2 separate regions of the Mus musculus genome follow, and region 2 is linked to region 1. The links are chromatin loops, found by intact Hi-C in ENCODE. Cell type or tissue: heart. All regions are shown on one strand. Links, peaks and the distances in the headings refer to the core of each region. The heading gives the core; the rest is flanking DNA.

Evidence for each region. A loop is a pair of places that touch in the nucleus more often than their neighbours do. Peaks named below come from ENCODE experiments on the same cell type or tissue, not always from the same donor. Only the 100,000 strongest peaks of a DNase experiment are listed, where the experiment ranks them.
Region 2: a loop joins it to region 1, with 7 times the contacts of the local background. A loop is called at or near these places in 25 of 42 quality-filtered maps.

The regions. Positions count from the first base shown.
Region 1 is chr10:18,751,807-18,767,945 of GRCm38, reverse strand. Gm32926 (predicted gene, 32926) reads right to left here. Exons shown (of 5, transcript NR_152783.1): 2 at 6,496-6,605. Among named protein-coding and RNA genes, the nearest start is that of Arfgef3, 16 kb to the right of the region's middle. In heart, for the core only: a CTCF peak has its summit at 7,480 (motif pointing left); no DNase peak of the experiment used is centred there.
Region 2 is chr10:18,896,673-18,912,811 of GRCm38, reverse strand. No RefSeq gene overlaps it. Among named protein-coding and RNA genes, the nearest start is that of Perp, 60 kb to the right of the region's middle. In heart, for the core only: a CTCF peak has its summit at 8,513 (motif pointing right); no DNase peak of the experiment used is centred there.

The DNA of each region.
Region 1 (16,139 bases), core at 2,743-10,742:
AACTCAGCAGCTTCAGCCATGTGTCTCTGGCTTTAAGGTCAAGAGGAGAAGGAGACTATTGGAACAATTGATGCTGGGTAGCTGAAGATAAGAAGTTAATGGTGATCAAGAAGAGACCAGTATCATTGAGGTGAAATCTTGGAAGTGTTTTCTGAGAGCACAAAGAAGCTGTGTTCCAGAGATGGCCAAGGATGTCCCTTGTGCTGCAGCTGTACTTGGTAATACATAAGAGTCACCCAGGTGGTACTGGTTTTGAAGGCATGAAGGGGTCATGAAGAACAGCTGAGGCTTGGTATTATGAGAGGCCATGGAAAGCCATTGGTGAAGGTGCAGCCTCGGTTGCAGTTAATGGCCCAGGACTGAAGGGGTCATGCAAAGGATTTGAAGCTTGGCACTGTGAAGAGAGCCTATAAGAGGCTATTGGTGAAGCCTAGTTGTAGTGGAAGACCCCAGAGTGTTGGAGATGCCAGTACCATGGGATGATCACCAATAACAACAGTGTCAATGGAATGAATCAACCTGAGCTTAGAGTGCTACAGAGGGCAGAGATTTTAGACAAGCCCAGAAAATCATGTGTGGATTGCAGACATCAAAACAAGAAGCTGTAACATTGAAGTTGCCTTGGAGACCCAAAGTTGTTCAAGATGCCAGAGCTATAGGCTATCTGCTGAGGAAAGTTGCTAACAGGGAGTGGAACCAGCCCAGGAGAAAGTTTGTTGCAGTCAACAAAGATGAAAAAAGAGCTAGAGATCTGAAGACTGCTTTGACATCAGACTTGGAGATGCAGAGTTTGGAGTTTGCCCATCTGGTTTCCTGTCTTGCTTTGAGGATTACAATTAAGTGATTGGATGAATGTCAGAAGAGACTTTAAACTCTGGATTTTTAACAATATATTTTCATTTATTATATATATTTTATATGTATATATTTTATTAAATATTTTAACTGCTATAAACTATGGGGACTTTTGAAGTTGAACTAAATGTATTTTGCACTATGCTATGTTTAGGTATGGTCCCCATAGACTCTTATATTTGAACAAGTGTATGTGGGCCAGGGAGTTGAATGTGATGGTTTGTATATGTTTGGCCCAGGGAGTGGCACTATTAGAAGGTATGACCCTATTGGAGTAAGTATAACTGTGTGTGTGGGCTTAAGACCCTCATCCGGGCTGCCTGGAAGCCAGTATTGTGCTAGCAGGCTTGAGATGAAAATACAGAACTCTCAGCAACTCCTGTGCCATGCCTGCCTGGATGCTGCCATGCTCCCACCTCGATGATACTGGACTGAACCTCTGAACCTGTAAGCCAGCCTCAATTATATGCTGTCCTTATAAGAGTTGCCTTGGTCATGGTATCCGCTCACAGCAGTGAAACTCTAGCTAAGACAGGTGTCAACTGTATTTCCCTTTTGCAAGTTCATGTTCTGAGAGACAATGTATTATCAGAATAGTCATGAATGGGCCAGACTGCAGACAATGGACTTGAAATATAACTAAAGCCACAGTCTCAGTTACGTTAATGCCATTCCTGCTTCAGCAGAGAAGCATCCTCTATTTTTGGATAAATCATTGGCTTGCCTGGGAAGTCACACACTAGCACAGCAGAGTCTGTGCCAACTCTACTCTTTGCTTGTTCCCCTAAATCCTTGAATTCTTACTAAAGTTTAGGTATCTGAGCTCCATGCCTCCAGAATAGTTTCTACAGTGCATGTGGTGATGGTAGGGGCCTGGGGCAAGGGGAGGAATAAAATGTATTGTTTAAGTGGTATGCCAGGACAACAGCATGTTTTATAGGCAAAGCAGATCGTGCGCTTATAATCAGCTTGGGTGGGTGAGTCTGCACCAAGAACTCTACGCAGTTCTTGTATTGAGAAGGACCTTTCCTGGGAAAATGATGGTTCTTCCATCCCTGAGAACCTACAGCGTTTCCACTAGAAAAAGGTTATCCTGGGAAGCCGCCATGTGTCTGTAACAGAGAAGACTTTTCTGATACCATGGCCAAACATCCCTGTTGCCTAGAACTGAGAACTATGGGGCAAAATAATTTTCAAAATGAATTCCTGTCTTGGTATTTTGTCATAGCAACCGAAAACAAATGAAGCTCCAGATGGGGAACAAAATAAAGGTTGATCAGGGAAGGAAGCTCACGTGTGCTACAGTGTTTGGACCCAGATTGATCACCTAAGGGCCTACAAGTCTAGAATACATGGATGGGAGGAAAATACGTGCTCAGTAGAAGGGCAGATGCCAAAAAAAATAGACACTCAGAGTGTTGAGTCTGAACAGATGCTTTTCCTAAATGTAGCAACCATTTAAGTCATTATTTTGCTGTGTGGAGAAGGAAGGGATTAGAGGAAAATGTGTGGGTATTTTAAACTAGCAACATGGCTGCTCTGGCAAGGGATCATAGCCAGAGACCTAGGTCTGAGTGATCCAGCTAGAGTAAAGACATGCCACACACCTTTAATCCCTCTATCTGAAATACAGACATGCCCTTAGTACATATCTTTAAGGTAAAAGTAGCTTGTAGAAGGAAGCAGCCATGTTTGAGAGTGATGTCTCATTGAAAGACAGACAAAGTAAGAAATCAGGGGAAACTCTGACAGAATGAGTCTGAGATAGGATTCACCCAATTCTCATGAGAACAGCACAGGCAGGAGAAGCCATGTAAGCTCTGCTCCGGGAGAGAGTGGGTCTGCTCTGTTCAGCCAGTCGAGTTCAGTACAGTTGAGATGAGGCAGTCGGTAGGGAGTCAGTGCAGTGAGGACAGAGCAGTGGAACTGAGTTCCTTTGTGAGTTCATGCATTGCAGTGCAGGTCAGCAGAGGCAGCTGAAGCCAGAGCATAATTAGGAGCCAGAAGATTAGAACAAATCGCCAGAGCTTGTTTAAGACCAAGCAGAGCAATTTAGTGAGAAGCTGAGAGACTCCAGATTGAAGCAGCCATCTTGGAAAGGACTTTGAGCCAGAACAGTTGAGTTGAACCAGCCAGCCAGAGTTCAGAAGGAATTAGTTAAGGCGAGCTTATTCAGAAGTAAGCCTCCAACACGGCAATTACATCTGGCAAATAAAAGTTACTTTTACAGAAACTGAGCACATTCCACCTATTTCTCCTGTTGGAGAGGGTAGTGGAATCCCTTTCTTTCATGGTAATAAAAGGAAATGAGAATGCACGACTTTCCTCTCTTACAACTTATTCATTCTTTCATTCATCCAAACAGTGTTTACCAAGCTGCTGCTTCACTTCCCGTCAAGTTCAGCTCAGCCAGCAGAGCAATAGAGAAAGGGTATTAGTTACTCTTGCATTTCCCTGACCAAAGTACAACAGAAACAAGTTAAGGAAGAGTTTCTTTTAGTTCACAGGTTCAGAAATTTCAATCCATGGTGATGTAAAGGTCTGAAAATAACTGAAGGAAGACCCCAGACTCAGATAGTATGCAAAGAACATTTATTCTGTAGAAACAACCAGCATGTGGTGGCCAACCAACTTTGAAATGATGACCCTAGACAAAGTCATTCAGGCCTTCTTAAAGGAAACTAGGGGAATTTTCTAGAAGGATTAGGTAATCTAAACTTCCAGGTGCTAGGTGGGTGCTAGGGGACCCTAAGGGTTGGCTTCTGATTGGCTTGTGGCAGGTGGTCAGTGGTCTGCATTCCTGTCATGTTTAACCTCAGGATAAGATAGGGCTACCCAACATAGATAAGATATTGTCCTATTCTTGTGGTTATCCCCAGGCTGGTTTTGGGGGAGGATTTTTTTTTTTTGACCTTGTTCTGGAGCTGGTACCTTATGCCTTAGTTTCTGGGACTTATGGTCTGTTCCTAGAGCTGGTTTCCTGGTACATATGGTCTATTCCTGGAGCTGAGGCATAATGGCTTTCTGTTTTAAATCAGGCCTTGTCCTTAAATGGAGACAAATGGGGTTTACAACAGCCTTTCATTGGCAGGGAAGGCATGATTCAACAGCCTTTGGGACACTAGGGATTGTTCATAGGGTAGTGGTCCAGAAAGAAGAAAATGGGCCCAGATGGAGAGGTGAAGTCAAAACCTTCAAAGGCCCACCCCTGTTGAGGAGTTACTTTCAAAAGCCAGACCTCCTAAAGTATTCACACCTCCCCAAAAGAGGACTCCAGTTCAGAGTCAAACTATCACAAAGAATAAGTGTAAGCATTGCCTCAAAACTCATGTGGCCAGTAGGAGACAAATATAGTGAAAGGAAGTTCTTGTTTACCAGGAAGAGAAGGTACAAGAGAACTAAGAGAACAATGTGCGAGCATGATGTACATTGGTGAGGTAAGACTTCTTTGGGAATGGAAATTTATTCTCAGATAGGAAAGGTGTTGCAAATATTTGTGTGTGAAATGCCACAAAGGACAGGAAGGACAATAGTGTGAATGAGACAAGATAGAAAGGTAAGTGAAGTGGAAATTTCCGGTTTCTTGAACACTCAGTTGTGTCTCGTGGCGTTTTTCTGGAAGCTGTCTTCTGAGATGGCATGTGATGTTTTCCTGAAAACAGCTACTTAAGGGGGCACATGATGTTTAGGAAGAATATAAATGGACCACCTCCCCCCCAATAGTGAGAGGACTCTCTTGTATTGTTATACTGTGTAACACTTCACTGGTCTGCACTTAGTAGAGAGAAATGCACCAAAGAACTTCCTGTGGTACGCTGGCTCATTCTAGCCACCTCTGCTGACTTGTGCTGATTCCTCTGAGCCTTGCTGTTTCTCTGGATTGAGCAGCCACTACTGATTCATGTTTGGTGTTTGCTGTTGAACTGGACTGCTGGTATCCTGACAACAAAGAGTGGAATTGCTTCAAGGAACTACTTCCAAACATGTCCAGAACTCCTATTCCCTACTACCCCTTTTCCCCTATGTTTAGTCAGTGTCTAGAAGGCTGGTTGAAGTGTTTAAGAACCCTAAATAAAGGTTTTGATAAATCAAAGCTTACAGGTTAGCAGCCCAAGAGTAAGATGAAGAGCAGACCAATTATATTTGCATGCTATGTTAAATGTTTGGGATTCACCACAGGCATAAAGCTCTTAGCTAGATATCAAGGAATGAGTGGTGTACCCAATTCTAACAGGAAAGTCTTTTGTTCAGCACAACCTCTGTCTCTCCCAAGCCTCCATGTCCGCTCCAGTTCCATCACATAAATAGAGCTGACATAAGTGGCTCTTTGGAGGAAGAGAAAGATAATTCACAAAGCTAGAACCGTTATTAACAGTGTCTGAGCTTTTAGTTCATCATTGTCTGACATTAGTCTGGAGAAACATTTATGCCATGCACAAAACTCTGCTTTGTGTATATTTATTCAATAAATCATATAAAGATATGTGTGGATCACATAAAACTCAGAACATATATTAAGTGACAGAATTTATTCAACATCATGTCTAATAAAAAACTCTCAGTTTGAAATTTACTGGGTGTAATGACAAAGAGAAAATTTAAAACGTGTATTTATGACCCAAATCAATTCTAACCAGGAAGAATATGAAAGGAGAGGGCCTAAACACAAGAAAAAATAGTTTCAGTTCAAATAGTTGATGAGTAACTTCTATGCAGGATCTATATTCTTATGACTTAAAATAAATAACACCAAATATTAAAAACTGACTAAGGCTCTGTATAGATATTTCTCTAGGGAACTTATACAAATAGCCAAGAGTCCAGGGGAGAAATTTTAGATAACTTTTGTCATTTAAAAAATGCAGATCAGAATTTCAATAAGATGTCACTCTGTCATAATTACAAAACCAGAGAACATTGGCAATTAATGCTATCTGGAGAATCTGGCTCCCTCCTACAGTAACAGGCAGGATGTGAGCTGGTACAGCCACTGGGGAAAATATCTAGGTAGCCCTTCAAAGCATTCAACAAAGAGTAACCATTTGACCCAAACTCCATCTAAATTTATACTCGAGAAAGGAAAACATGTTTGCAGGCAAAACAAACAAACAAACAAACAAACAAACAGATTACTAAAGATTTAAAGCAATATTACCAGAAATAGTACAAGTTAAAAACAGTCTAGAGTTCCATTAACTGATAAGGTTTAGTAAAGTCTGGTATACTCTTAAAATGCTTATTTTCTGTTAAAAAAAAAAAAAGAATGCTCATACATGCTACAGAATAAGTCTTGAACTCATTGTGCTGAGTGAAAGAACTCAGTCACAAAATGTCATATATTTTATGATACCTATACATTGGTTTCCTAAAATGGCAAGTCCACAAAGTCCGACTAGCAAGATGGGTATGTGGAGGACTCAGGGTGAGTATGAAAGCATATGGGAAACTCTCCTTGAAAATAAGTTTCTTGTTGAAGTGATAGAAATATTACCAGACTAATTGCAGTGATGATTCCAAAACTGTGTTCAGAAACTAAAAATGAAGATTTTCCATTTTAAATGGAATTTTCTACTATATAAATCATATCTCAATAAAGTAACCATGAAAAACAAGAAACAAGCTGAACACTACTGTACTTACCTTGGTGGCGTAGTGCACGTCTTTAATCCTATCATTTGGGATTTCTGAGTTTGAGGTCAGCCTGGTATACTGAATGGGTTCCAGGATGATCAAGGCTATACCAAGAAACTCTGCGTCAAAAAACAAAAATAAAACAAAAAAACAAAATTATATCTATAATTAAAAATACTTACTGAAAGAAAAGAACTATTGCAACTAAATATCTGACAGCAGCGCAATGTCAACTCTACACCAGCTTTTCTAGAAAAGAGAGAGGAACAGTTATTCATGTGTTTTATAAAGGCGCCACTACCCTGATACCAAATCCAAATAAAGAAAGCATGGCATAAAACTGTAGGTCACTGCCACGTGTGTATCGAGACATGAAAGTTCTTAAGATATTATCAATGTTATTCAAAGGATAACAAAATGCCATGATCCACATAGGACTTATATCTTGAGTGGAGGATTAGTTCAACACTTGAAAAGTCAATGTAATTCCCCATATTAAGGCCACAAAAATAAACACGATCATTTCAATAGCTCCATGAAGCACGTCAGAAAATGTACAATGCTATCTATCTGTTAGGAAAATAGAATACTAAAGAGAGAGGGAAAGTCCCTCAACCTGATCAAGGCTCTCTACAAAAAAACTCTTCTCACTATCATCATATCTGATGGCTTAAAAAAACAAACAAACAAAAACCCCACAAAAGTCCAAAAAACAAACTCTACATCTCTTCTTTCTACAGTGAAGAGAAAATCAAAGTCATCAATTCACTTTTAGTACTGTACTGTAGCTAGTTCAATTTTGACTAGTAAACAAACAGCACACAAATAGAAAGGAAGCAGTAAATTGTAATCCTCACTGTGGATGGCATAAACATGTATATTTCCAAAACCTGGGGCTGGAGAGAGAGTTCAGTGGTTAAGGGTGCTGGCTGTCTAGAAGACCAGGGTTTGATTTCCAATATCCCAGTGCTGGTGAAGAGACATCTTTAACGCCCATCCCAGGGTATCTGCTGCCCTCTCCTGGCCATCTTGGGAACTGCACACATGTAGTGCACAGATAATACATGTAGGCAAAAGACAGACAGACAGACAGACAGACAGACAGACAGACACACACACACACACACACACACACACACGCACACACACACAAAATTAAAGCAACCTGTAAGAAATATATTATAAAACCTCACTGAAATTAATAAATGAATGGTATATAGTTGTAGGTTACAAAAGCAACCTATAAAATCAAGTGAATTTTTATATACTAACATCATGTAATTGGAAATGAAAGATAAATAATATAAGTGTCCTGGAGAGATGTAGATAAGGACACTTGCTGTGCAAGAATGGGGAGGTGAGCTTGAATCTCTAACACCCATGTAAACAGACAATGTCCAGGTATGCCTGTAACCCCAGCTCAGGACTGTCCAGCCTTGCCAAAATGAAAGAGGGGGGGGAGGGAGAGGGACAAGGACAGGGAGGGGGAGAGAGAGAGGGCAAGGGAGGGGGAGGGGAGGGAGGGAAAGAGAGGGAGGGGGAGAGACGGAGAGGGAGAATATTATTTACAGTAGTATCAAAAAGGTGAAGTACATATGACTGTATTGAGTTATGTTGGGAGCCATTAAGATAACACAATTGGGGGGGCTGGTGAGATGGCTCAGTGGGTAAGAGCACCCGACTGCTCTTCCAAAGGTCCGAAGTTCAAATCCCAGCAACCACATGGTGGCTCACAACCATCCGTAACGAGATCTGACGCCCTCTTCTGGAGTGTCTGAGGACAGCTACAGTGTACTTACATATAATAAATAAATAAATAAATCTTTAAAAAAAAAAAAAAAAAGATAACACAATTGTCCTGATCTCTGAATTGGGCCTCTACCCCAAGAAGAAAAGGGGGTCAAAAGCGGGCCATGACACACTGTTCCGAGAACAACCACAGAATGTTCCAGCCCTAAGTCATCGCGGATGTCCTGACCACACCCTGATACCGCCAAGTTCCTGCTTCCCCATGTAACTGCCTAAAGAAAGTGCAATTCTATTGCCCCACCCCTCCCGCTGATAAGTACCTGTACTTCCCCTTTTCCTTGTGCAATTCTACTGCCCCATCCTTCCTGCTGAAAGGCACTTCCCCTTTTGCTTGTGCATTTAAACCTTGGACCTGGCTAATACATTGGGGCTTTGATGCAACTCAGAACGTTTCCATGTCGTTATTCACACAAGGCCCTTGTCTCTCTCTACCCCCCATTTGGTTCTTAGGAGAAGGTCCCCTTGAGACGCTCGAATTAACTGGACCTGCTAGACGGGTCAGAGTTATAAGCAACCCTAGGTACAGAAAAAGCCATAAAATATTGCTAAGTGAAAATTCCGTTCATATGGACCAGAGACTCAATAGTATTCATGTAATTTTCCAAAAACTTCTCTACAAATTCAAAACAACCCAAAATAAAATCTCTGTGTAACTTTTAAATCAACATTGACAATCCTATCTGAATGTGGCAACACATCTGCTATCTATATTTGGAACTTGAAGACAGAAGGACCTGAAGTTGAAGGTCATTGTGAGTTGTAGAGTAAGTTTGAGACCAGCCTGGGCTATGTGAGACTCAAAGGACAAACTTACTACCTCAGTTCAAGAAGTTTTAAAGATCTACAGTAATCAGATTATCTGATAAGGAGAGGGTTCTGCTGTTTGTCAGCATAAAGACAAGTCTTGGCCATGGATCCACTCTGTATTTTGAATATAGCCATGGCTACTAAATTGAATGGGTATTTAACTGACTCACCGATTCACCGAGGTTCAACTTACAACTGTTCTCACCTTATTAGGGTACAAGAGCAATTTACGGTAGTACAAACCATATTTGTGTTTACGCTTTTCCTGAGCACATGGAGTGCTGTCCTCTCAATCACAGGAGACAGATGCAGTTCTCTCAATACTGCATCTCAGTAGACAGATGTAATTCTCAATGAACCCCAGTTACTGGGAACACAAGTGACACTGTAGTGTCCTATACCGCTCAGTGAAGGTGTTTGGCTGGCTAGGTGTAATTAATGTATTTTCATCTTACTACAGCTTCAACTTATGGTACATTTATTCAGATGGAACACACTGAATGTGAAGGACCCTCAGTATATACTCACCCAAACTTATAGCACAATTAAATTTGTTAATTGTATTATATGTAAATCCTACCTCCATATAGCTTTTTAAACTGTTTTGATTTCTTTAGAGTTTTGTTTATTTTGTTTATTTGTTTTGGGTTGTTTTGTTTTTGTTTGTTTGTTTGTTTTAGAGATATGGTCTCTGTTCTGAAACTCACTATATAAACCAGGCTGGTCTCAAACACACAGAGATATGCCTGCCTCTGCCTTCTGAGTGCTAAGATTAAAGGTGTTTGCCACTATGTCTGGTCTCATTAAGATTTTTAATCAGGTACCATGAGGAAGATTCTACTTGAGAATAATTTCTATGCAGAAGACTTATAAATGAGTTTTTAAATTAAATATATACATTGTGTGTGTGTGTGAGTGTGTGTGTGTGTGTGTGTGTGTGTAAGGTTGTTTTGACTGTGTGTATGTCCAGGGACCACTTATATGGCAGGTATTTACAAAGGCCAGAAGTGGGTGTCAGATCTCCTGGAACTAGAGTTCCAGATGGTTGTGAACTGCCCTGTGAGTACAGGGAATTAGATCTATGTCCTCTAGAAGAATGGCCCAGTGCTCTTAACCACTGAGCCATCTGTTCAGCCTCTTAATTTTTGTTCCTGTTTTTGATACAGAGTTTTCCTATATAGCCTAGGCTGGTCTCCATCTTTCAGTCTTCCTGCCTTGGCCTCCTGCTGCGATGGGCTCAGAATATTGCATGATTCTTTTAAAAGATAGTACAGTTTAAGTATTATTAAATTTAAAAAGGGTATAGCATCAGTCTTTTTACTTATCAACCCATTTCTAGAGGCCTTTTAAGAAGGGCATTACTACAGGGAAACCCTGTCTCGAAGAAGGAGGAGGAGGAGGAGGAAGGAGGAGGAGGAAGAGGAAGAAGAAGAAGAGGAAGAAGAGGAAGAGGAAGAAGAGGAAGAAAGAAAAAGGAAGGAGAAGGAAGAGGGTATTAATTACTAGAAAACATGTGCATGAATAACTGATTATACTTTGCTCTAGAAATCCCAATGGGTAAGAAAAAATGCACGGAGTTAAGGGTTTCATTGGATCATAAAGTAAGTCTTTTGAGAGCTTTATAATCATCTCAGAGGACACATATTTCATTAAGTCTTTATTTATGTCCCTTTAATGCTCCAGACATTATTCTGACATTCATAATGTGACAGGTAATAAAAAAAAGTTCAACAATATAGAGATATATTTTGGTTCTATAAAAAGAACATTCTTTCAATTACAGATGTCTTTCACACACACAAAACAACAACAACAACAAAACAACAACAACACAAACAAAACCTTTTTAGCTTCTATGAGCAAAACCTCAGCACAAGTCCCTTCTGGTCCTGCCAGCACCGGGGTACCTAGGGCGCGGAGTCAGCTGACACCCGCAAGCTACCCACAAGACCGGCCACGGGATCTTAAGACCTCTGGTGAGTGGAACACAGCTGCTGCTCCAATCTCGCGGGACCTGAGACTGAATTAATTAATTAATTAATTAATTAATTAGGGAAGCAGAAAACCCAGTCTGATCAGGGGCACAAGTCCCTTCTAGTCCACGCCAGCACAGGGGTACCTTGGGTGTGGAGTCTGTGGACACCTGTAAGGTATACACAGGACCATCCATGGGATCTTAAAACCTCAGTGAGTGGATCACAACTTCTGCCAGGAGGCAGGTTCGAACACCAGATATCTGGGCACCTTCTCTGCAAGAGGAGAGCCTACCTGCAGAGAGTACTCTGAACAATGAAACTCAGGAGAGAGCTAGTCTCCCAGGTCTGCTGATAGAAGCTAACATAAACACCTGAGGAACAAGATCTAACCAGAGACAACTACAACAACTAACTCCAGAGATTACCAGATGGCGAATGGCAAATGTAAGAATCTTACTAACAGAAACCAAGACCACTCATCATCATCAGAACGTAGCACTCCCACCCCACCTAGTCCTAGGCACCGTAACACACCCGAAAAACTAGACCCAGATTTAAAAGCATATCTCATGATGATGGTAGAGGACACCAAGAAGGACTTTAATAACTCACTTAAAGAAATACAGGAGAACACTGCTAAACAGGTAGAAGACCTTAAAGAGGAAGCACAAAAATCCCTTAAAGTATTGCAAGAAAACACGACCAAACAGGTGATGGAATTGAATAAAACCATCCAAGACCTAAAAAGAGAAGTACACACTATAAAGAAAACCCAAAGTGAGGCAACGCTGGAGATAGAAAACCTAGGAAAGAAATCTGGAACCATAGATGCAAGCATCAGCAACAGAATACAAGAGATGGAAGAGAGAATCTCAGGTGCAGAAGATTCCATAGAAAATATCGGCACAACAATCAAAGAAAATACAAAATGCAAAATGACCCTAACTCAAAACATCCAGGAAATCCAGGACACAATGAGAAAACCAAACCTACGGATAATAGGAGTAGATGAGAATGAAGATTTTCAACTTAAAGGGCCAGCAAATATCTTCAACAAAATTATAGAAGAAAACTTCCCAAACCTAAAGAAAGAGATGCCCATGATCATACAAGAGGCCTACAGAACTCCAAATAGACTGGACCAGAAAACAAATTCCTCCTGACACATAATAATCAGAACAACAAATTCACTAAATAAAGATAGAATAGTAAAAGAAGTAAGGGGAAAAGGTCAAGTAACATATAAAGGCAGGCCTATCAGAATTACACCAGACTTTTCACCAGAGACTATGAAAGCCAGAAGAGCCTGGACAGATGTTATACAGACACTAAGAGAACACAAATGCCAGCCCAGGCTACTATACCCGGCCAAACTCTCAATTACCATAGATGGAGAAACCAAAGTATTCCATGACAAAACCAAATTCACACGTTATCTTTCCAGGAATCCAGCCCTTCAAAGGATAATAACAGAAAAAAACAATACAAGGACGGAAACCACACCCTAGAAAAAGCAAGAAAGTAATCCCTCAACAAACCAAAAGGAAGACAGCCACAAGAACAGAATGCCAACTCTAACAACAAAAATAATAGAAAGCAACAAATACTTTTCCTTAATATCTCTTAATATCAATGGACTCAATTCCCCAATAAAAAGACATAGACTAACAGACTGGCTACACAAACAGGACCCAACATTCTGCTGCTTACAGGAAACCCATCTCAGGGAAAAAGACAGACACTACCTCAGAGTGAAAGGCTGGAAAACAATTTTCCAAGCAAATGGTCTGAAGAAACAAGCTGGAGTAGCCATTCTAATATCGAATAAAATCGACTTCCAACCCAAAGTTATAAAAAAGACAAGGAGGGACACTTCATACTCATCAAAGGTAAAATCCTCCAAGAGGAACTCTCAATTCTGAATATCTATGCTCCAAATGCAAGGGCAGCCACATTCATTAAAGAAACTTTAGTAAATCTCAAAGCACATATTGCACCTCACACAATAATAGTGGGAGACTTCAACACACCACTTTCATCAATGGACAGATCGTGGAAACAGAAACTAAACAGGGACACAGTGAAACTAACAGAAGTGATGAAACAAATGGACTTAACAGATATCTACAGAACATTTTATCCTAAAACAAAAGGATATACCTTCTTCTCAGCACCTCATAGTACCTTCTCCAAAATTGACCATATAATTGGTCACAAAACAGGTCTCGACAGATACAAAAATATTGAAATTGTCCCATGCATCCTATCAGACCACCATGGCCTAAGGCTGATCTTCAATAACAACATAAATAATGGAAAGCCAACATTCACATGGAAACTGAACAACACTCTTCTCAATGATACCTTGGTCAAGGAAGGAATAAAGAAAGAAATTAAAGACTTTTAGAGTTTAATGAAAATGAAGCCACAACATACCCAAACCTATGGGACACATTGAAAGCATTTCTAAGAGGGAAACTCATAGCTCTGAGTGCCTCCAAGAAGAAACGGGAGAGAGCACATACTAGCAGCTTGACAACACATCTAAAAGCTCTAGAAAAAAAGGAAGCAAATTCACCCAAGAGGAGTAGGCGGCAGGAAATAATCAAACTCAGGGGTGAAATCAACCAAGTGGAAACAAGAACTATTCAAAGAATTAACCAAACGAGGAGTTGGTTCTTTGAGAAAATCAACAAGATGATAAACCCTTAGCTAGACTCACTAGAGGGCACAGGGACAAAATCCTAATTAACAAAATCAGAAATGAAAAGGGAGAGATAACAACAGATCCTGAAGAAATCCAAAACACCATCAGATCCTTCTACAAAAGGCTATACTCAACAAAACTGGAAAACCTGGACGAAATGGACAAATTTCTGGACAGATACTAGGTACCAAAGTTAAACCAGGATCAAGTTAACAATCTAAACAGTCCCATATCCCCTAAAGAAATAGAAGCAGTCATTAATGGTCTCCCAACCAAAAAAAGCCCAGGACCAGATGGGTTTAGTGCAGAGTTCTATCAGACCTTCAAAGAAGATCTAATTCCAGTTCTGGACAAACTATTTCACAAAATAGAAGTAGAAAGTACTCTACCCAACTCATTCTATGAAGCCACAATTACTCTGATACCTAAACCACAGAAAGATCCAACAAAGATAGAGAACTTCAGACCAATTTCCCTTATGAATATCGATGCAAAAATACTCAAGAAAATTCTCGCTAACCGAATCCAAGAACACATTAAAACAATCATCCATCCTGACCAAGTAGGTTTTACTCCAGGGATGCAGGGATGGTTTAATATACAGAAATCCATCAACGTAATCCATTATATAAACAAACTCAAAGACAAAAACCACATGATCATCTCATTAGATGCGGAGAAAGCATTTGACAAAATCCAACACCCATTCATGATAAAAGTCTGGGAAAGATCAGGAATTCAAGGCCCATACCTAAACATGATAAAAGCAATCTACAGCAAACCACTAGCCAACATCAAACTAAATGGTGAGAAGCTGGAAGCAATCCCACTAAAATCAGGGACTAGAAAAGGCTTTCTACCTTTCTCCCTACCTATTTAATATAGTACTTGAAGTCCTAGCCAGAGCAATTCGACAACAAAAGGAGATCAAGGGGATACAAATTGGAAAGGAAGAAGTCAAAATATCACTATTTGCAGAGGATATGATAGTATATATAAGTGACCCTAAAAATTCCACCAGAGAACTCCTAAACCTGATAAACAGCTTCACTGAAGTAGCTGGATATAAAATTAACTCAAACATATCAATGGCCTTTCTCTACACAAAGGATAAACGGACTGAGAAAGAAATTAGGGAAACAGCACCCTTCACAAGAGTCACAAATAATATAAAATACCTTGGTGTGACTCTAACTAAGGAAGTGAAAGATCTATATTAATAAGAACTTTGGTCTCTGAAGAAAGAAATTAAAGAAGATCTCAGAAGATGGAAAGATCTCCCATGCTCATGGATTGGCAGGATTAATATATTCAAAATGGCTGTCCTGCTGAAAGCAATCTACAGATTCAATGCAATCCCCATCAAATTTCCAGCTCAATTCTTCACTGACATAGAAAGGGCAATTTGCAAATTCATCTGGAATAATAATAAACCTAGGATAGCAAAAACTATTCTCAACAATAAAAGAACCTCTGGTGGAATCACCATGCCTGAAATTAAGCTGTACTACAGATCAATTGTGATAAAAACTGCATGATACTGGTACAGCGACAGGCAGGTAGATCAATGGAATAGAATTGAAGACCCAGAAATGAACCCACACACCTATGGTCACTTGATCTTCGACCAGGGAGCTAAAACCATCCAGTGGAAAAAAGACAGCATTTTCAACAAATGGTGCTGGCACAACTGGTGGTTATCATGTAGAAGAATGTGAATTGATCCATTCCTATCCTCTTGTACTAAGGTCAAATCTAAGTGGATCAAGGAGCTCCACATAAAACCAGAGACACTGAAACTTATAGAGGAGAAAGTGGGGAAAAGCTTCGAAGATATTGGCACAGGGGAAAAATTCCTGAACAGAATAGCAATGGCTTGTGCTTTAAGATCGAGAATTGACAAATGGAACCTCATGAAACTGCAAAGCTTCTGCAAGGCAAAAGACACTGTCAATAAGACAAAAAGGCCACCAACAGATTGGGAAAGGATCTTTACCTATCCTAAATCAGATAGAGGACTAATATCCAATATATATATATAAAGAACTCAAGAAGGTGGACTCCAGAAAATCAAATAACCCCATTAAAAAATGGGGCTCAGAGCCAAACAAAGAATTCTCACCTGAGAAATACCGAATGGCTGAGAAACACCTGAAAAAATGTTCAGCATCCTCAATCATCAGGGAAATGCAAATCAAAACAACCCTGAGATTCCACCTCACACCAGTCACAATGGCTAAGATCAAAAATTCAGGTGACAGCAGATGCTGCAGAGGATGTGGAGGAAGAGGAACACTCCTCCATTGTTGGTGGAATTGCAAGCTTGTACAACCACTCTGGAAATCAGTCTGGCT
Region 2 (16,139 bases), core at 4,961-12,960, 140 kb before region 1:
CCCCCAACTCCCCCACCCACCCACTTCCCACTTCTTGGCCCTGGCTTTCCCCTGTACTGGGGCATATAAAGTTTGCAAGACCAAGGGGCCTCTCTTCCCAGTGATGGCTGACTAGGCCATCTTCGGATACATATGCAGCTAGAGAAAGTCTGTTTTATTAGATATTAGAATGGCTTCTCCAGATTGCTTCTTGGGTCTGTTTGCTTAGAAAAAAAAAATTTCAGCCTTTTACCCTGAGGTAATATCTATAATTGTTGCTGAGTTGTGTTACTTGTGGCAGAATGCTGGATTCTATTTTCACATCCATTCTTTTAGGCTATGTCATTTATTAGGGAATTGAGTCCATTGATATTGATATAATGACCAATGATTGTTAATGTCTGTTATTTTGATGTTGGTGGTGTTCGTGTGTGTGTGTGTGTGTGTGTGTGTGTGTGTGTGTTTCCCTTATTTTGTTTTTGGTAGTATGAAATTCTTTTTTCCTGTGTTTTCTTGGGTATAGTTAACCTACTTGGGTAGGAGTTTTTCTTTTAATATTTTCTGTAGGGCTGGATTTGTAGATAGATATTGTTTAAATTTGGTTTTGGCTTATAACATCTTGTTTTCTCCATCTATGCTGATTGAGAGTTTTGCTGGATATAGAAGTCTAGGTTGGCATCTGGGGTTTCTTAGAGACTACAAGACATCTTTCCAGGATCTTCTGGTTTTTAGAGTCTCTGTTGAGAAGTCAGATGTAATTCTGATAGCTCTGCCTTTTCCCCTTGCAGCTTTTTAATATTATTTCTTTGTTCTGTAGATTTTGTATTTTGATTTTTTTATGTGGTGAGAGAATTTGCTTTTCTGGTCTAATCTAATTGATGTTCTATAAGCATCGTATAGGTTTATAGGCATCTCTTTTTATAGGTTGTGTAAATTTTCTTCTATGATTTTGTTGAAAATATTTTCTGATCTTCGGAGCAGGGAATCTATTCCTTCTTCTATTTCTATTATTCTTAGGTTAGGTCTTTCCATAGTATCCCCAATTTCCTGAATGTTTTATATTGGGAATTTTTAGACTTAACATTTTCTTTGACTGATGTATCAATTTATTCTACCATATCTTCCATGCCCGAGATACTTTCTTCTATCTTTTAAAAAATTATTATTATTGTTATTATTATTATTATTATTATTATTATTATTATTATGTTGGTGATGCTTGTGCCTGTTGTTCCTGTTCTCTTTCCTAGGTTTTCCATCTCCGGAATTCTCTCAGTTTGTGTTTTCTCTATTGTTTCTATTTCCATTTTCAGGTCTTAAACAGGTTTATTAATTTCCTTCACCTGTTTAATTGTATTTTCCTGTATTTCATTAAGAGATTTATTGGTTTCCTCTTCCAAGGCCTCCACCTGTTTGGTTGTACTTTCCTGTATTTCTTTAAGAAATGTATTCAGTTCCTGGTAAAAGGCTTCTATCATCTTTATAAGATTGGATTTAAAGTCATTTTCTTGTGCTTTGGTTGTGTTAAAATATCTAGGATTCACTGTAGTAGGAGAGATGTGCTCTGGGGGTGCCATATTACCCTAGATTTTGTTGATTGTGTTCTACTGGCCTTTAGCCATCTGGTTGTCCATGTTCCTGTTGTAGCAGGAAGGCAGGCCTAACCGGTATGTTCCTGGAGAACAAGCCTCTAGAGGGCAGCCTTGTACTACATGTCTCAGAGCAGGTGGGTATGCCCCAGGGGACGAGGCAGACAGGGGATTGGGGGTGAGGTGGGTCTAACCTGGATGTTCCCTGTGCTACAGGCTTGAAGACAAGCAGAGCAGTGGCTGCACAATGGAGCTGGGGGGACAGCACAAAGCTCAGTGCAGCTGGATGTGCCTTGGGACTTGTCAGGCAGGGGGATCTAACCTGAGTGTTCCTGGTGGCCAGATAATGGATCTGGGGGAAGGGGAGTAAGCTGGGCTTTCCCCAGAGGACTGAGCAGGCAGAGAATTTAGGATGTGGGGATGGGGGTGGGGGGAAGAAGGGAAGCAATCTAACCTGAAAGTTCTTCGTGCTGTGGGTCTGGTGAAGGTGGGCACAGAGGTGGCCGGACAATCCTGTGTGTCTGAGCTCTTGGTGCAACAATGTGATTTGAGTTTAATACCTGCTTCTCTTCTGGTCCCTGGAGTCTTACTACAACTAACACCCATAACCAGATGCAAAATTAATTCTACAGGAAAATCCAATGGATGACACTGCCGCAGACCTTCTGGGTCCCAGTGTCTGCGTGGAACGGGGTCTCTCGACGCGGGTGGGCAAAGTGTGGATGAATGACAGACAGACACACACACAGGAGAGTTTGTGTGGAATCTGAATGTAATTTTTCAAATCAAACATCAGACTTTTTATGCAGAAGACAACAAGGTAGTTGGGTGACATACCCACAAGGTACAAATGAGGTAACTGGATGCTTAATGACTCTTACACAGAACAGAGGAATGAAAACGCAAAGACTGGCAGGAACTGGGCAATAAAATAACTGAGACAGAGTCAGCCCTATCTAAGGTCAGCTATAGTCTTAGAAGCCAGGTGTGAGAACTTTTCACTCCTAGGGCAAGGGCTTTCACACCCAAGTCATGGTGCTAACTAGGGAGTTCCGTTCTAGCTAAACATCTCATGAATAATGCAATACTCTAAAACCACAGCAGGATCTACTTCCTAAACCATTGTAAATTCCTGTATATAGGTGTAACTCAGCTATAATTCTAAATATCTATTCTGGTTTCTCCTACGGTCAGAAACTTCTTTCTTCCTTAGTGATGGTAAATTCCTGTGAAGGGCAGTGACCTAACTTTTACTCAAAGAGATAGTGTAATACCAGGGGCAGTACTGAATTCCAAGCCCAAGGTCTTGCTAAGGACGAACTAGGACTGTTGGAACACTGGCAGACGGCTTTAGCTATGTCAGGATTCAATCTTAAAAGGCACTTATGATAGGAAAATATTGAAAGAGAGCACGTGGATCCATACACTAGACTAATGCGGGAATGGAATGCGGGAATGAAAAATCACTGTATGGGTAGGGAACGCTAGACTCCAGGAGGAGAGCTTCCTTGAAACTCTTTTGCCTCATGAGTGACTTTTAAGCCTCTCGGCTTGTCCAGTTGACTCGACCAGAGAGCGTAGCATGACACTAATTACTGCCTCCCAAACAAGAAATGGCAATTTATTCAAGTTTCTTTCTTTGCTTCCCTCTTTCTCAGAGCCTCATGGTTTGATGCAACCAAACCTCAAAATTCAGTCACAAGTATGGAGAGAATCTATCTGCCTTGCAATTCTGCTTGTGATCAGTAGGGAGAGCATCAGAGCCAAGAAAAGAGCTGTCAACATCTGGGAACTTCTTTGAAAACAGAAAGTTAGGGTCTTACTTGAAAAAACACTGAAAGTCTAGACTAAAATGTCTTAATCAATCAAGAGCATCTTTGTGACTCCCTGGCAGGTGTCCCTCATGCTTGGCAGCCCCATTCCCCTTCAACCCCATGTAATCTCAACATGGTAGACAGTGATCCTGGAAACAAAAGCAGAACCCATCATTTCTATTATAGAAACCCCGTAACCCGCCTACATAGCCGACCTGCCTGGACACGAGGCTCTGTCCACCTCTGTATCTGTTCCCCCTCTGTCCACTCTGCCCATCTTCCTCAATACCCAGATGAAGAAAAGAAAGGAAGGAAGAAGAGAGCAAAGGAAAGGAGAAGGGAGAGAAAGAGAAGGGAATGGACTATGTACTCATGGAGCTAGGTTCTGAGCTGGGAGAGACTGTCCACAGGAGAGCAGCCATCCATCCAGTTTTTGGGTTGGATCCTTGACTTGGCACAGAAGGCACAGAACACCCTTTCCCTGTATCTTGAGAAGTCTCGTCTGTTCTAAGCAGTTCCTTCCTGAAAAGCCCCCACCTTTTTCACAGTTTACCTTGTTTTCATTCTCTCATCTTCCACCCCTCCCCCTTTTTGAGATAGGGTTTCTCTGTGTAACCCTAGCTGTTCTGGAACTCGCTCTGTAGATGAGGCTGGCCACTAACTCATGGATCTTCCTGCTCTGCCTTCTGAGTGCTAGGATGAAAGATGTGAGCCACCACCAAAGGCTATCTATCTTTTTTCTCTCTTTCTTCCTTGCCACTTCCTATTGGGTAGAATGAATGCCTTGCATGAATATTCAGTAACATGGAAAGGTCTCTAGATATTACTGTGTTGTTCCAGGCATTTGTTAGTTCACCTTTTTGCCAAGATGACAGCTGATCTACATTTTAAAGTTTGAAGCAGAATGCATCTGTACTGGCAACAATCCCAAATTTTCCTTATTTGATGAATTTGAGGCCCGATGCTTATTCCAGAAAGCAAATTCATTTGGTTGAAAAATGTTATGAACTTTATGCATTGAATTAATTGCTTCTTACAGCACATTAACTAAATTCCTGACAAAAAGCAACAAGAAAAAAAAAAAAAAAAAAACAATTGATTTGGCTCCCAGTTCAGAGGAACACAGTGACAGGAACTGTTTAGTTGTGGCAGCAACCAGGAAACACAGAGTGAGGAATTCTGGTAATAAGCTGGTTTTATTCTTTTTCTCCCTGTTTCTTCTGTCTAAGGTCCCAACCCATCACGTGGTGCTACACACACTTTCAGTGAGGGTCATCCCCTTCAGTTAAACTTTGCTGGAAACACTCTTGCAGGTTCATGCAAAGGTGTGTCCCATTAATATGACATGCATTTCTTAATCCAACCAAGTCGCAATCAAATCCGTACAAGTAATACTGTCAGAAAGGAAGTCTTTCTAAGAGGAGGGATAGCTTTCAATTGGGCATAAAAATCCATAGTTGACCATTGGGAATAAGGAGGCCGCTGGCTCATGGCTGATTTTTAAATATTAAGATTGTCTGATGTTTTCTATCCACTATGATTCCGCAGGGTGGTCATTGGCAATCTGTGGAGCCAACCACCTTGGAAGGCAGGTGGGTGGCTGGGAGGCTCGGTGGGTGGTGGAACACAAGCAGTAGCTCCAGGCATTCTCAGGAAGGACATGGGCATGGGCAGCTTAGCAAGCCAGCCATGGGAGGAGCTAGGTGAGCTGGCTGTTTCCAGCACAAGAACAGGAGCCACTCTTCAGAATACAGGTGAGTGAAACAAGCATGGTTTTTAAATTTACGCTTGACAGATGGCACCCAACCTAGGGCAAAAATCCACTAATAATTTAGGGTTCTCGGATTGATTCAAACACAATAAAACAGGTCTGGAAGGAAGGGAGAGGTGGTTTTTCAGCCAGTGGAGCAGTCACATGACTCCAGAGCTTAAACAGAGAAACACAAGGGCAGACTCCGATCACAGACTCTGAGGTCCCCTGCTGTGAAAAGAGTCAAGATGGCTGCTCTGAGGCAGAGAGCCAAACATTAAAAGCTGCCTGATTTCCACAAGCAAGTAATCATAGGATAGAATTCTAGGTTTGGGTTAATCGTTTTTAAAGTTAGAAGAGAATATAGATTTTGCTTGAGCCGTGTAAAGAATTCTTCCCGTGGTTCAGAACTAATACAAAGAGTTTGGGCCCAGAGGCAATGAGACTACTCCTGTAGGCAAAAAGGCTGCAGCCTCCAAAAAAAAAAAAAAAAGATACAGGGAAATTGTATGGAAGTGGGTGGGGGAAGTCTTACAGGATAACTCATATTTTTGGAACACGAATTCCATGGGTTCCACAGGAATTTGGGGTTAAATATCCTGGCATGACAGATTAGGAAAAGTCTAAGAAAGGGTCTAAGAATAGGCTCATACAGTATTTGTTTAGTTTACTTCATTTGTTTTTAATTATTTTAATTATCAAAATGGGTATGATTTTGAGTTTTGTGGTTATTTTATTATTCCTCTGGGAAAGGGGTCAAGCTAAAAGCTTTCCTGGTTACTGGCTAAAGGATATGCTAATTTAGGAGAAAGACTTTATGTTTGTGTTTATAGAAAAGGCCGAGAGTTACATAGATCAGATATGACAGAGGGAGACGCCCTGAAGAACTAGAAAAATTCAAGAGAACCAAACAGGAAAGGTAAAGATTCTTTGTGCCATTCTTCACATGGCATGAATGAAGACTTATAATTGGTTATTATTAAAATTGGCTCATGAAAAGACTGTCTTTCACATGCTTAAACAACGAACAAAAAGTCTTTCTTAAGTAGTCAGTACACAATTCATACAGATGTCTTGATGGTACTTAAATTGTTTTGAGATTTGTATATTGCAAAATATACAGCTTTGGTGAGATTCATGCTGAACTCAGACATGCTGAACTGACCTGCTTGGACTCCCCGTGTCATGGATTCCAGGTCATGTGGCCTCACTCAACCTTTCAGATGGATCCAGTCAGAACTTTAGGCATCAGAGAATAAATAACAATTGTTGGCTGTAGCGTAACTTTCCCCTAATTAATCGATTGGCTAATAAAGACAACAAGAAGCCAATCGCTGGGCGAAAAGGAGGCGGCAGACCTTCCGGACTCAGTAGGAAGGAACAGGATGTGGGCCGGGAGAGGAAGCAAGATGTAGCCCAGGAACTGTTAGGCTTGGTGGCAGCTTCTGCCCTCAAAGACTTCCAACGTAAGAAAAGTTGATGAGTTTAGGACAATAGATTCCATACCCAAAATTTGTGTCATCTATTGATTTTAAACTAAGATTGTGCAGTGTTTTTCATTCATGGCAACTCAGGTGGGCCAGAGAGAGAGAACATAGCCAGGGCAGAATTCAGCCAGGCTTTGGAACGGGAAGATTGGGCAAAGGACCGAGCTCCAAGGGAGAGGTAACCGCAGCGAAGTGAGGGGCTGGCAAGAGAGCGCCTGCAGCTTGTCATGGGGACCGAGAAAGTGATAGCGGAGGTCTGGAGAGGCAAAGTGGGCATTTGCGGGAAAGGCTTTGGCTAGGAGAAACACGCGGTCTTGGTCTCTGGCTATGCATCTGGCTAGGAAGACACCACCAATGCTAGTACTTAGTCGCTTTGTCTTAGCTTTCTTAAGGCCTAACCAAATCTCCTATTTTCCCTACCTTTCCCTTCCCTTCCCTTTAAAGATACTTCATTGCCCCTGTTCAGCAGGAAGAAGCACGGAGAGTTGTTAGCCCAATATCCTGGGTTTGGGGGTCTGGAAATGGTTATTCTAAAGGTAATTCTAGGGAAATTTAGGAATGGTCATAATTTGAACAGGGAGGAAATAGGTAGAATTGACTACAGTCATAATCTTACATTGGTAGAAATCTCTATAATTGATACAAAGTTGAAAGTTATAATTTCTTACTTTGGTACAAAATTAATTTTGAAACAAAATTAAGGTTTTCATTGGTATGAATTTCTTATATTGATACAAAAATTGAGATTAGTATTGTTACTCTTAGAAAGACATTGTTCCTATAAGACTTTCAAGAATATGAATTTAGGGCCAGATAAAATACTCATGGTTCTGAGTTAATAATAAAAGGGTGTTTTTGAGATATTTACATTAGAAATAGCTGAGAGTTTAACGGCAACAGTTCAGATATACTTTGCATAGACAGATAATCTTCAAAAGTGTCAGAAGTCCACAGAATGTGGCAGGTAAGACATCTCATTATTAATAATCATTTGTCTAGAGACATGTTGCCCCTGACAGCACCCCCTTCACGGTTTGGAGAGGATATTGGGCATCACTACCTCCAGAAGTTTGCTTTTGTGACAGGGCAGCCACGCGGCAGAAGATGCCCTAATTCATCTACAGACGAAAATTTACTGTCCATGCAAGGACATAAGATGCAGGATGGTTGACAACTTAGTTCTGCCAAGACAGAATAAACTAATCCTTCATGATTATTCCTGTTTCACTTAAGGTCTATCAGATGTTCTGGGCCAGAAGGCTGAAGACAATTGCTCCAATTTTTTGAGGAATGGGGGACTGTGAAGGCAGTCAACTGTCTCTACAATTTCCCTTCTGTGTTTATTTATTGATTGGTTGATTGATTGATTGATTGATTGAGGATGGTATGTAATTTATATTTATATTTTAAATACCTTTGGGAACAGCAGAGAAACATAATAAAAAACAATATATTTTTTCTTTTTGATATATAATAATTTGTGATTGTCAAAAGACTATAAAATTTAAACAACTGAGACTAATTATGTTTCCATGAGTTTCACGGCATTGCTCCACAAGAAAATGACAATTAATTTGGATCTTCTTAAAAGCTGCGAACTTGATGATGTCCTGTGCAAGGTGCCCACCACAACATTGAGTGACCTCCAGTGAATAGGCCACCACTTCCTGACAGTGTTTGTAAGCACATGCCATCACACTGGTACATAGACATTCACAGTCCCCGCCCACGTTACATTTACACGTATCTTCATAGCAGTTTTTGGCATAAGAAGTAACGTCAATCACATTGCAAACTGATTTGATGAACAAATAAAATACAAAGTTGTCCATGCCTTTTAGTTTTCCATGTCTGCCCTCCCAGGTGATAGTACACCAATGTGCCACCAGGTGGCGACAGAGGATGGCAGGGGCCAAAGCAAGTTTTTCCAAAATGAGCTGTGATAAAGAAAAATGATGTGCTGTCGTACACTAGCAGCCTGACAGCACACCTAGAAGCTCTAGAACTAAAGGAAACAAATTTACCCAAGAGGAGTAGATGGCAGGAAATAATCAAACTCAAGGCTGAAATCAACCAAGTGGAAACAAAAAGAACTATTCAAAGAATCAACCAAACCAGGAGCTGGTTCTTTGAGAAAATCAACAAGATAGATAAACCCTTAGCCAGACTAACTAGAGGACACAGGGAGGGTATACTAATTAACAAAAGCAAAACTGAAAAAAGACATAACAACAGAACCTGAGGAAATCCAAAGCATCATCAGATCCTACTACAAAGGGCTATACTCAACAAAACTGGAAAACCTGGATGAAATGGACAACTTCCTAGACAGATACCAGGCAATAAAGTTAAACCAAGATCAGATTAACAATCTTAACAGTCCCATCTCCCCTAAAGAAATAGAAGCAGTCATCAATAGTCTCCCAACCAAAAAAAGCCCAGGACCAGATGGGTTTAGTGCAGAGTTCTATCAGACCTTCAAAGTGGGCCTAATTCCACCTGTCCTCAAATTATTCCACAAAATAGAAACAGAAGGTACTCTACCCAATTCATTCTATGAAGCCACAATTACTCTGTTACCTAAACCACACAAAGATCCAACAAAGAAAGAGAACTTCAGACCAATTTACCTTATGAATATCGATGCAAAAATACTCAATAAAATCCTCGCAAAACGAATCCAAGAACATCAAAACGATCATCCATCATGACCAAGTAGGCTTCATCCCAGGGATGCAGAGATGGTTTAGTATACAGAAATCCATCAACGTAATCCAGTATATAAACAAACTCAAAGGCAAAAACCACATGATCATCTCGTTAGATGCGGAGAAAGCATTTGACAAAATCCAACACCCATTCATGATAAAAAGTCTGGGAAAGATCAGGAATTCAAGGCCCATACCTAAACATAATAAAAGCAATCTACAGCAAACCAGTAGCAAACATCAAACTAAATGGAGAGAAACTCGAAGCAACCCCACTAAAATCAGGGACTAGACAAGGCTGCCCACTCTCTCCCTACCTATTCAATATAGTACTTGAAGTCCTAGCCAGAGCAATTCAACAACAAAAGGAGATCAAGGGGATACAAATTGGAAAGGAAGAAGTCAAAATATCACTTTTTGCAGATGATATGATAGTATATATAAGTGACCCTAAAAATTCCACCAGAGAACTCCTAAACCTGATAAACAGCTTTGATGAAGTAGCTGGATATAAAATTAACTCAAACAAGTCAATGGCCTTTCTCTACACAAAGGATAAACAGGCTGAGAGAGAAATTAGGGAAACAACACCCTTCACGATAGTCACAAATAATATAAAATACCTTGGTGTGACTCTAACTAAGGAAGTGAAAGATCTGTATGGTAAGAACTTCAAGTCTCTGAAGAAAGAAATTGAAGAAGATCTCAGAAGATGGAAAGATCTCCCATGCTCATGGATTGGCAGGATTAATATAGTCAAAATGGCTGTCCTGCTGAAAGCAATCTACAGATTCAATGCAATCCCCCTCAAAATTTCAGCTTAATTCTTCACTGACATAGAAAGGGCAATTTGCAAATTCATCTGGAATAATAAAAAACCTAGGATAGCAAAAACTATTCTCAACAATAAAAGAACCTCTGGTGAAATCACCATGGCTGAAGCTATACTACAGAGCAATTGTGATAAAATAAATAAATAAATAAATAAATAAATAAAGCTGCATGGTACTGGTACAGCGACAGACAGGTAGATCAATGGAATAGAATTGAAGACCCAGAAATGAATCCACACACCTATGGTCACTTGATCTTTGACAAGGGAGCTAAAACCATCCAGTGGAAAAAAGACAGCATTTTCAACAAATGGTGCTGGCACAAGTGGCAGTTATCATGTAGAAGAATGCGAATTGATCCATTCTTATCTCCTTGTACAAAGCTAAATCAAGGAATGCCACATAAAACCAGAGACACTGAAACTTATAGAGGAGAAAGTGGGGAAAAGCCTCAGATATGGGCACAGGGGAAAAATTTCTAAACAGAACAGCAATGGCTTGTGCTGTAAGATCAAAAATTGACAAATGGGACCTCATAAAATTGCAAAGCTTCTGTAAGGCAAAAGACACTGTCAATAAGACAAAAAGGCCACCAACAGATTGGGAAAGGATTTTTACCAATCCTAAATCTGATAGGGGACTAATATCCAATATATACAAAGAGCTCAAGAAGCTGGACTCCAGAAATTCAAGTAACCCCATTAAAAATGGGGTACAGAGATAATCAAAGAATTCTCAACCGAGGAATACCGAATGGCTGAGAAGCACCTGAAAAAAATGTTCTACATCCTTAATCATCAGGGAAATGCAAATCAAAACAACCCTGAGAGTCCAACTCACATCAGTCAGAATGGCTAAGATCAAAAATTCAGGTGACAGCAGATGCTGGCAAAGATGTGGAGAAAGAGGAACACTCCTCCATTGCTGGTGGGATTGCAAGCTGGTACAACCACTCTGGAAATCAGTCTGGCAGTTCCTCAGAAAACTGGACATAGTACCACCAATAGATCCAGCAATACCTCTCTTGGGCATATACCCAGAAGATGTTTCAACTGGTAATAAGGACACATGCTCCACTATGTTCATAGCAGCCCTATTTATAATAGCCAGAAGCTGGAAAGAACCCAGATGTTCCTCAACAGAGGAATGGATACAGAAAATATGGTACATTTACATAATGGAGTACTACTCAGCTATTAAAAACAATGAATTTATGAAATTCTTGGGCAAATGGATGTATCTGGAGGCTATCATCCTGAGTGAGGTAACCCAATCACAAAAGAAGTCACTTGATATGCACTCACTGATAAGTGGATATTAGCCCAGAAACCTAGAATACCCAAGATACAACTTCCAAAACACAAGAAAATCAAGAAGGAACACCAACGCATGGATACTTCATTCCTCCCTATAATAGTGAATAAAATATGCATGGAAGGAGTTGCAGAAACAAAGTTTAGAGCTAAGATGAAAGGATGGACCATCCAGAGACTGCCCCACCTTGGGGTCCATTCCATAATCAGCCACCAAACACAGATACTATTGCATACACCAGCAAGATTTTGCTGAAAGGACCCAGATATAACTGTCTCTTGTGAGGCTATGCCAGTGCCTGGCAAATACAGAAGTGGATGCTCATAGTCATCTATAGGATGGAACACAGGGCTCCCAATGTAGGAGCTAGAGAAAGTACCCAAGAGCTGAAGGGGTCTGCAACCCTATAGGTGGAACAACAATATGAACTAACCAGTACCCCCAGAGCTCGTGTCTCTAGCTGCATATGTAGCAGAAGATGGCCTAGTCGGCCATCATTGAGAAAGGAGGCCCATTGGTCTAGCAAACTTTATATGCCCCACTACAGGGGAATGCCAGGGCCAAGAAGTGGAAGTGGGTGGGTAGGGGATCAGGGTGGGGGGAGGGTATGGGGGACTTTTGGGATAGCATTTGAAATGTAAATGAAGAAAATATCTAATAAAAAAATTTAAAAAAAGAAAAATGATTAGTAATTTGTTGATCGTGGTTTTATTTCCATCATCTTTTAAACTACCTCCTAGAGAGTCAATAATAATCTGTCTCTTTTGACAAAAGTGATCATGAACAGTAATTCTGTTCTACAGTTTCCCAAGTCTGCTACTGTCAATCCAAGCTATGATCCAGGTTCCTACTATGTTTATTTCCCCAGACTCCTGCGCCTCTTGCTATATCCTGAGCAAAGAATCCCTTGATAAACCTACAAATAGTACAGAGAGGGGCTGAATGGCTGACAGCCAAAGTGCCAAAGGGCTTGAGACACTGGAGGTCACAGCAGAGAAGCCACTTAACAAATGTAAACATCTAATGGAATTATTTAATTTAAAATGCCTTTGAAGCAGTCAGGCCTCTCTCTCTTTCTCTCTCTCTCTCTCTCTCTCTCTCTCTCTCTCTCATTTTTCAATGCTTTCAGGAGCCCACTCTCCTGGAAGAGCCACAAACTTCATGTCCTGTCACAGTGTACACAGTTCCGTATCCCATCATGCATCGCATTGTGCCGTGGACTTTCAACGCTCGCTCAGCAGATGCATGGGTGAGCGAACGGTGGGCCACTAATGGGATTCCCATGTGCCCTCTTAAATTAGGAAATTGTGAGTCCTTTAAATTCCAGGCATCTTCTTTTGTAGCTTGTCAACTTTACTAATGAAATTATTTACATTTCTTTTGTTCTCACATCAAACAACATATTTCTCTGTATATAATCGCAAGTAACCAAATTACCTACTTTAAGGTGGTTTATATCTTTTCAAAAAGTCATATAATTAGACCTTGGAGGGAATTCAGATCACTTATTTTCAAGATCTTATTTTTAGTGTGTGTGTGTGTGTGTGTGTGTGTGTGTGTGTGTGTGTGTGTATACCTATGTGTGTGTGTGCTGTGGGTGTGGATGCCCACAGAGATCAGAAAAGGGCATCGGATCCCCTGGAAGTACAGGCAGTTGAGTGTTTGGAACCTAATTTGGGTCCTGTAGAAGAGTGACAAGCACTGTTAATTGCTGAGCCATTTCTTCAGCCCCAAAATCTCTTTGTTGAAGAATCACTTTCATTGTACATTTGAATGTAGCATAAAAATTACAGCTTTTCACAAATTGTGCAATACAGAAAGCATATTGTATATAAAAATTTGATCAAGCATATTGTATCAGGCCCTGTGTGTTTAGAATTCACAGTGTGATCTTTAATGTTGTGTATGTTCTTAAATTCATTGAATCCACCTAGAGGATGATTTGGGGCTGACCAGCTGGAGGAGAGGGTGTGGGGTTGATCATTTTTAAAACTGTGAATCAGACTGACTCCTCATTAGCTGAGCTGTCCTTCCTATAGAAACTTCTGGTTTGTGCTGTCTTCAGCAAGTGTGGAGTCAGCTGCTTTTACATAGTAGGCATTTGCTCTCTGGTATGGAGCCTTAAGAACTCGTGAACAGTTGTGCCTCATGCTCGCACTGGTTCAGAAATGAATGGGGGGATTAACTCTGAAGTGTTGGGGAAGACACCCAAGCATTGGTTCCTTTAGATCTAAGGCTCGGAGTGTGGAGCCCTAGGGAAGGCAGAGTTTGCCCTGGAGAATCATGCACAGCCGATGAGAATTGTGGTGAAGTGTGTGTTCACGTACAGCAACAACACTTCTCTTTTGACCTATTTTAGTATATTGCGAAAAATGGATGAAACTGAGGGGGAATCGTACAAAAGGATCTATGAAAGATACTGTTCACTCTCTCTACTTAGTTTAATATCTTAACATTAATAATATGAATGCTACATAAAACCCTCACATTGTACAATTATATAATACATAAGCTTGACATTGAGATAGAAAACTATCGGTTCTAAGTCCTGCTCAAAAGAAAGAAAGCAGCAGAAGGTTTTCAAAAGTCCCCCATGTTCCCTCACTCAGCCTCAGGGTGAGTGGCAAACAGCAGTTTGAGAATATTGTTGAAAATACCAGTAAAGGCAAGCAGTGGGAAGTGGATGTGACAAGCCAGTTTTTGTAAAGGTCTTTGAATAGGCCTGAGGCTGGGTTGGTAGAGTACCCTGTGGTGTTCCTCTTACCTTTAAACTTTTTTAGTTGATCATTTGAATCCATCTACACATGCTCTGACATTAGTGCTCTGGCTGATGGCTTTCCAATACTACACTGACTGGAAAGCCATATAAAATCAGTAGGGACCACACTTCAATTTTTGAAGTCCGTTCCTTTTCCTGAACCAATGGAATATGGTTAAGATCTCTTTCTGATTGTGGGTAAGGACAGCAAGCTATCCCTCCCTGGCAGCCTCATATCACCAGGGATGCAACCCGCACTCTGCTGAGAAGACTGGGTGTGTACCATGCGTCTCAGAATATCCTGACTCTACTAGGAACAAATCTCACTGAAAGTCCAGGAGCATCCATCCAGGTGCAGATGCTTCCAGAAAACATGGGCACGAAGCAAATCCATGCTTTATGTAGCCTCACGAGTCTGAGCCTTCACCTCACGCCTCACCAAACCTCTTTCTTGGTCTTCGTTTCTTCCTCTGTCAAGAAGCAAGCAGGACTAGGATAGGGATGGAGGCTTATCACTGTAATCCAAACACTCAAAGGCTAAGATAGAAAGGTTACCATTCTATGCCAGTCTGGGGTACGTAGCCAGACCCTGTCCCAAGAGGAAGGAGGAAGAAGCCAGTGCGCACAGACTGTGGAATTCAAGCTGAAGTCTTCTCAGACACAAGACAGGAGAGTGCAGGTGGGACTGGCCCCACTTGAGATATTCAGAAGAGAGAGTATGGAACCCTCATTTCAAATATGCCCTTTTTGTTTGTTTATTTTCTGACACGTAAATTCTAGCTAGGGCTTTGGCCTATTTCTCCTTGAATACTCCACCCTCAGGGCAGCTTCTCTTCAGGAGGAGCAGTCTTTAGATTTATGCTTCTTGAATATATTCTGAATCAAGACACTAGGGATCTCATTTAAATGATGATCTTGATGCAATTGGGCTGTGACTTTCTGTGGCACTAAAAAGCTCCCTGTGCTGATGCAGCTGTTAACATCAGTGGACCATACTTGCAGCAGCAAGAACTGAAGACATGATGTCTGCAGACTTTGGCAGAATGCCACGTGAAGAATGGTCCACCCTTGCTTTTGAGAAAGTTTATAACATTTGTGTTTGCTAGTTGAACAAAACCCTCTGCAAGCTGACCACCTGTAATGTGCTGTTCTAATCAAATAGGAAGCACAGAAAAAAAGAATTAGCTGACGTTTAACAATGCCTCATCGATAATGTATCACATGGTAATTATCATACCTACTCAGCAGGCTACATAATTGCATCATTAATTCACAAATCGCATCTGTAGCTGCTGCTTCTCTCTTGATCGTGTTCCTCCCAATACAAAACAACATTGTATCATCATCAAAGCCACGTGGTTGGTTGAATAAGCTTAAAGCAGAGTAAAAATGATGTTGTCACACTATTTTGTTTTTGATGAGGGAAATGCTTTAGAAAAATAAAGTATTCTCATTCTAATATGTGAGACAGGCAGGCTAGACAAAAGGGAACAGGGAGAAAAACCCAGCAACAATAATAATGGGGATTGATAAAGTCAGCCTGCTTGTTGCTTGAGTTTGAAACATGCTCTCACTCACTGTGAAGCAAGACAGACTGTAACTCCCCATATAGCCCACACTGGCCTTCATCTTACAGCAATCCTCCTGCCTCAGTTTCCTGAGTGCTGGAATTACAGAGAAATACCCCTCCTCCATGCCCATTGTGCTCTTTTGATGGCAGGTCAAGGAAGAAGGGGTCCTTTTCCCTGAGAGCCAGTCTTAGGACAAAGCTGTATTACTGGGTCAGCTCCTGAGCTGGTGAAAGCTGAATTCATAATACAGCCTTGCATTAGGAACCCTCCCTGTTGTATGTGCTCCTCAGTGTCTACATCCAGTCCAGTTATTCACACTCTGTCTAGCACTTTCTA